Regions from separate parts of the Homo sapiens genome. Here region 2 is linked to region 1. The links are chromatin loops, found by intact Hi-C in ENCODE. Cell type or tissue: ascending aorta. All regions are shown on one strand. Each heading gives the region's core, and the rest is flanking DNA. Links, peaks and the distances in the headings are about the cores only. Region 1 overlaps PTPRG (protein tyrosine phosphatase receptor type G). Region 2 overlaps PTPRG (protein tyrosine phosphatase receptor type G).

Evidence for each region. Hi-C counts contacts between places; a loop is a spot of excess contacts. Peaks named below come from ENCODE experiments on the same cell type or tissue, not always from the same donor. Only the 100,000 strongest peaks of a DNase experiment are listed, where the experiment ranks them.
Region 2: it touches region 1 in a loop (2.2-fold over the local background); 1 of 110 quality-filtered maps calls a loop at or near these places.

What each region holds. Positions count from the first base shown.
Region 1 is chr3:61,581,337-61,584,080 of GRCh38, forward strand. All of the region lies in intron 1 of PTPRG (protein tyrosine phosphatase receptor type G), which reads left to right. Among named protein-coding and RNA genes, the nearest start is that of PTPRG, 21 kb to the left of the region's middle. In ascending aorta, for the core only: no CTCF peak of the experiment used is centred there; no DNase peak of the experiment used is centred there; H3K27ac peaks cover 222 bases.
Region 2 is chr3:61,794,850-61,797,649 of GRCh38, forward strand. All of the region lies in intron 2 of PTPRG (protein tyrosine phosphatase receptor type G), which reads left to right. Among named protein-coding and RNA genes, the nearest start is that of PTPRG, 230 kb to the left of the region's middle. In ascending aorta, for the core only: no CTCF peak of the experiment used is centred there; a DNase peak (open chromatin) is centred at 1,632.

The sequences.
Region 1 (2,744 bases), core at 1-2,500:
GGTAAGAAGGAAGGTCAAATCAGCGGTCTTTCTCCACACACAACAGAAGCCCTGGTTTTAGTAGCAAGGTTTCATGGCATCCTTTTCCCCACCTTAGTTCCCTGACTCTGCATTTGATTCATTTCTGAGTGCAGGCTGTGCGTAGCTCTGGGGCTTTTTGTCTTCTGTGGTGTTAGGTTTGTGCTTCTCAGTTTTAGAGCGTGTGGCCACGAGAATGTGAGAGGGGGAGCAGGGCAGAGTTAATGAGAGAACCCATGGTTGCTTCTTTTTTTCTTTTTTTTTTTTTTTTTTATGAGACAGTCTCGCTCTGTCCCCCAGGCTGGAGCGCAGTGGCACAATCTCGGCTCCCTGCAACCTCTGCTTCCCAGGTTCAAGTGATTCTCATGCCTCAGTCTCCCAAGTAGCTGGAATTAGAGGCACGCGCCACCACGCCCAGCTAATTTTTATATTTTTAGTAGAGACAGGATTCCACCACGTTGGCCAGGCTGGTCTCGAACTCCTGACCTTAAGTGATCTGCTCACCTCAGCCTCCCAAAATGCTGGGATTACAGGTATGAGCCTGTACCTGGCATATAGGTCCTTCTTTATCTTGGCATGTACTGTACTCTTATTTTATTTTGTTTTGTTTTATTTTTATTTTTATTTTTTTGAGACAGAGTCTTGCTCTAACACCCAGGCTGGAGTGCAGTGGCGTGATCTCCCCTCATTGCAACCTCCCCCTACTGGGCTCAAGCCATCCTCCCATCTCAGCCTCCCGCATAACTGGTACTACAGACGTGTACCACCATGCCCGGCTGATTTCTGTATTTTTTGTAGAGACAGGGTTTTGCCATGTTGCCCAGGCCGGTCTCAAACTCCTGGTCTCAAGTGATCCACTCGCCTTGGCCTCTCAAAGTGCTGGGATTACAGGGTGTGAGCCACTGCACCTGGCCCTTATTTTGTTTTATTTATTAATTTTTTGGTGCTGGGAATGCTGAGTATATCATATATTCATACATGTCATTATATCTAAATGATAAAAATCACAAGAGTAGCAACCACATGTAGCCAAAGTGGAAAGCTGTCCAGTACATTCTTTTTCGTCCTGGCACAACTCTGAGATTGATGCTGTTTCTCTAGGGGGGAATGGGGACAGCATGAGATAGAACAATTTATCCGAAGTGGCGAGTGCAGCCAGGACGTAGCCTGATAGGAACCCAGAAGCCTTTGCCTATGTTTGATAAGAGTGGAATTCATGTTAACTTTAACCATGTATTCTGTGTTTGTTGGGATGCTGTGAAGGGAAGGATGACCAGGCTCACTCTTGGGTCCAGCTGTTGACTTCTGGACCTTCCTGTTTCCAGGCTGTAGATACAGAAATGAATGCCTGAGATGTCCAGTGGGACGTTATGATTTTTAACTATTAGGGAGTTTCCTCTTGTACATTATTGCAAGGAAGATAATGGATTCAAGTCAACTGTTAGTGGAAACGCCATGTGTTAGCACTTTGCTTCGGGTTTTGGGGGTTCAAAAAATGTGTGCAAAAAGTCCCTAAAGCAATGTGTTGCAGTGTAAGACTGAAGCTAATAACATGCTGAAATACTGATTCAGATCCCAAGTGTTCAGGAGCGATAGAATAATGAGATAAGATACCTTCCTACGGGTATCCTGGCTGGTATTTTATGTACACAATGAAGTGAACACAAAGTGAACAGAGGCAATAATGAGCATACGGTGGTTGACCATGAGGCAAATGGGCTTATTCCTAGAGATGAATCATGCATGTCTGGGACTTGGACCCATATCTGCCTTGTATCTTAGGTGCTTCCTCATGGTATAAAGCCATTAGTGACTGCTAGCTGGCAGATGGGCCCTGCAGAGATTTGAGAGGCTTGGGAGCCAATGTTGATACGCATGGGAGCCAATGCTGGATGCATTGACTGGCCCCTGAACGCAAGGCTGAGGCATTGTCCATGGAGACTGAGCACAGGGAAGGGCTCAGTGGCTTCCTTACAGTGGTCTTGTAAACTATAGTGTCTCTGTGCTTGCTGGTCATGGACTAGCTTTGTGTCCTCAGGCCCCAGTACATCTATAAGATGGGATGATGATCCCTGTCTCATAGAGCTGATGGAAGAATTGGATGCGGATGTAAGTAAAGCACTGGTCCCTAGCAAACACATGATTATTGTTGTTTTTATTGTACTGCTATTATTTTTGCCTGCCTAGCATCTCTTTTAACATTCTTTGCTAATAGGACCTTTGCTACTCTTTGGGTATTGATCTCCTCTCCTCTCTGTGTTCTTGATGGGATCATCTGCTGATTAAGGAGCTCTGTCCACACCTTTTTGAGGGTGGTAAAAAACTCAGGCTGGGCTCGATACACCTTTTCTCCCTAGAATTGGCATCTTGAGCCACGTGACATGAAGACATCCTCATCTTTCTCAATTCCTGCTCCCTGAAGCTCAGAGCCACTCTGATCCTTGCCCTTTCAAAGCTGGATTGTTTGGTTCTTGGTTGGTGTCTCTGAGATGTCCAAGGTTCTCTCAATACATTCTTTTAATGCCTACGTTAACCAAGGGTTGATTTGGGTCATTTTCAATCAAAGGGCACCAATATCAGCTGGAAGTACACAGAAGGATAGATAACTAGATGTGTTGAGAAGGACAGGAACCTTCTCCCCTGCCTGCCAAAAATAATCCTTTAATAGTGGTTTCATTTCTTTGTTTGGTTTTTCGAGTTCATTCATTTTGAGCTTTTTATCTTCG
Region 2 (2,800 bases), core at 169-2,668, 210 kb after region 1:
TTTTATACTCTATAACTTCTGGTTCATATTATATTGATGATGGTATTTGGACTTATTTAGTCATAATATGAGTGGTTAAAATAAATGAATACTAAGTTGGTGGTGGTGTAGAGTCAACTAGGAAAGTGACCTCACTGTTACTAGTAGTAGCAACAGAAGCAGCAGTATCAATGATCAGCGTTCATTGCATACTTAATATATTCCTGACACAGTGTCAAGTGTCTCATTTAATCCTCCTGCCAGCCTTATCTGTTAATCCCTTTTAGTATCCCATTTTACAGATGAGGGAACTGAGGCTTAGAATAAGTAGCTTTTCTAAGGTCATACAACTAATAAGTAGTGGGGCTGGGATTTCAGTCATGGTGATCTGAGTCTATTGCTCATGTGCTTGACCACTGTATTGCATTTCTTCATTGTGGTATAGGGCTTAAGAGCACAGGCTGGTGAAGGTCAAGAAGTAGTAACCTCACTAAATCTTACTTTTTTAATCTGTAAAAAGTAGGCGGGAATAGGCCGGGCATGATGGCTCACACCTATAATCCCAGCACTTTGGGAGGCTGAGGCGGGCGGATCATCTGAGGTCAGTTCAAGACCAGCCTGACAAACATGGTGAAACCCCATCTCTACTAAAAATACAAAAATTAGCCGGGCATGGTGGTAGGTACCTGTAATCCCAGCTATTGAGGAGGCCGAGACAGGAGAATCACTTGAATCTGGGAAGCAGAGGTTGCAGTGAGCCGAGATCGTGCCACTGCACTCCAGCCTGGGTGACAGAGCAAGACTCCGTCTCAAAAAAAAAAAAAAAAAAAAAAAAAAAAGTGGGAATAGTATCTACCTTCACAGTGTTGAGAGATTAAATGAGAAAATATAGATGCCTGGTTGGCATAAGTGCTTAGTATATACCGGCTATTTTTATTATTTTTAAGGCTATTGATTACTAGTACTTTAGAACTTTGTATATACTGTGTCTCCCCACCCCCATTACAAAGTGGCCTTTGCATAGTAAAAGTTCGTATGGCTTTGAGTGTAATCATATCTTTGGGTGGATAGTGCATCACTACCTTTGCCTTACATGATATATTAAATAATTGAACAGCAGCAGATACCTCTTTAACTTTATTCAGATTTTGTCCTTGGCCTGTTCCCCACCAGCCAAAGCAGGGAGAAATTTGTAGCTCAGGCCCTCAAGTTGAAAGTGGGCATTAATATTAGCAAATTCCCTTTAATAATCATCCCATTAAATTTGATGACCAGAGGGGACGTCCTCATAGCTTATAACAGAAAATAGTGTCTCTAGGAGTCAAGGGAGCTTTTCCCAAATGTTATCTATTGAGCAAGATTAAAGAGACAGATCACCCAGGAGGCTGATGGTAGGTGGTGTTAATCCATTAGTCCACACGCAGATAACTCGTTAGGTTTCCTGAGCATCCCCCTTAATCTTGGCTGCAGAGATAGAAAAGGAGATTGTAGAAACTTGCCCTGCAGCAAAGATTATTGATATGTTTTCCTCTTACATGACTCAAAACCAAAAAGGAATGTAATAAATAACGGCTGTGACTCCTGGAGTGATTAAAGAGCACTCAGGAGCCAGGAGAGCTGATAGCTGCCAGCTCCAGAGCCTGAGTGGGCAGAACTTGGTTCCTTGAGACAGCAGCTGCCTAGGAAGGACAAAGTCTGCATGACGCTCTGTGGTGCTTTGTGTGCAAGTTGACCATTGTGGCAAGGTCATAGGATAGCATGGTGGGGAGGGGGTTGCCCCTTTGTGTTTGTTGCCCGCACCTTTGCCCTTGTGTGCAGGATTCTCTCTGCTTCCTTTTGTGGATGAATCCTTCTGACTTTTTAGGTCATAGATTTTGTGTTGATTCTTAAGTGTGGCCTCTACAGAGGTCGTTTGCCCCTTAATATGTTTATATTGTTGCTGTTAACTTTATTGTTTTTGTCTGTCTTACCAGACACAAGGCAAGATTTTGTTTCTCTCTTCACTCTCTTTTCTGGCTTAACCCAAGACCTGGTGGTGGCACATACTAACCACTCCAAAATTTTTAGAGGCTGAATGCCAGCTGTTGGCTTAATCCATATGTTTTCATGAAACCATTGTGTTCATCTGTTTTCTCCCGGGTGAAGGGTTAGTTGTTGGATTCAGCTTTATATATTTGGAAATAAGAAATCAAGTGAGGGACTGTAGGAAAACGTAGAGCAGCTCCTGGTTTTGCGAGGTTGTTAGAGGCCAGCCGGCACAGAAATGTTCGTATTCTTCCCAGGAGCTAAGATATTCATCATGAGCTCTTTGAGCCAGGTTTCCATCATCTGTGAAATACAGAAATGATGCTTACTGTGTTCTAGCTCCCCTTAAGGATTAAACCATTTAACAGATCTCACTGATGCAGAAATTTCTTCTTCACATTTTAATATCTCTGAAATCGGAATATACTTTTCATTGAATAATGTTTGAAAATTGTTGGATTTTTTTCCCCCATATTTGAACATCACTGAGATTGGGCTGAGTCTTAAAATCATTGGTGTCTGACTTCATGAAATAAGGTAATTATGGGAGCCGCATTGGTCTTAGGTGTATACTAAATGTTAGTAACCTTTTTCCGTAATAACTAAGAAAAAAATGTTGATACAAACATCACTATGTGAAAGGAAGGCTCACAGGTGTGAGAAGAACAGGGAGGCTGGGTTCTTTCAGGTTTGGTGTTGTCACTAGCCTGGAGTCATTTATCTCCACACCCCCCCCCACCCCCCCACCTCCCGCCTTCCTTTGTAAATCAAGATTTTTGGTTTTTCAGGTATGAAA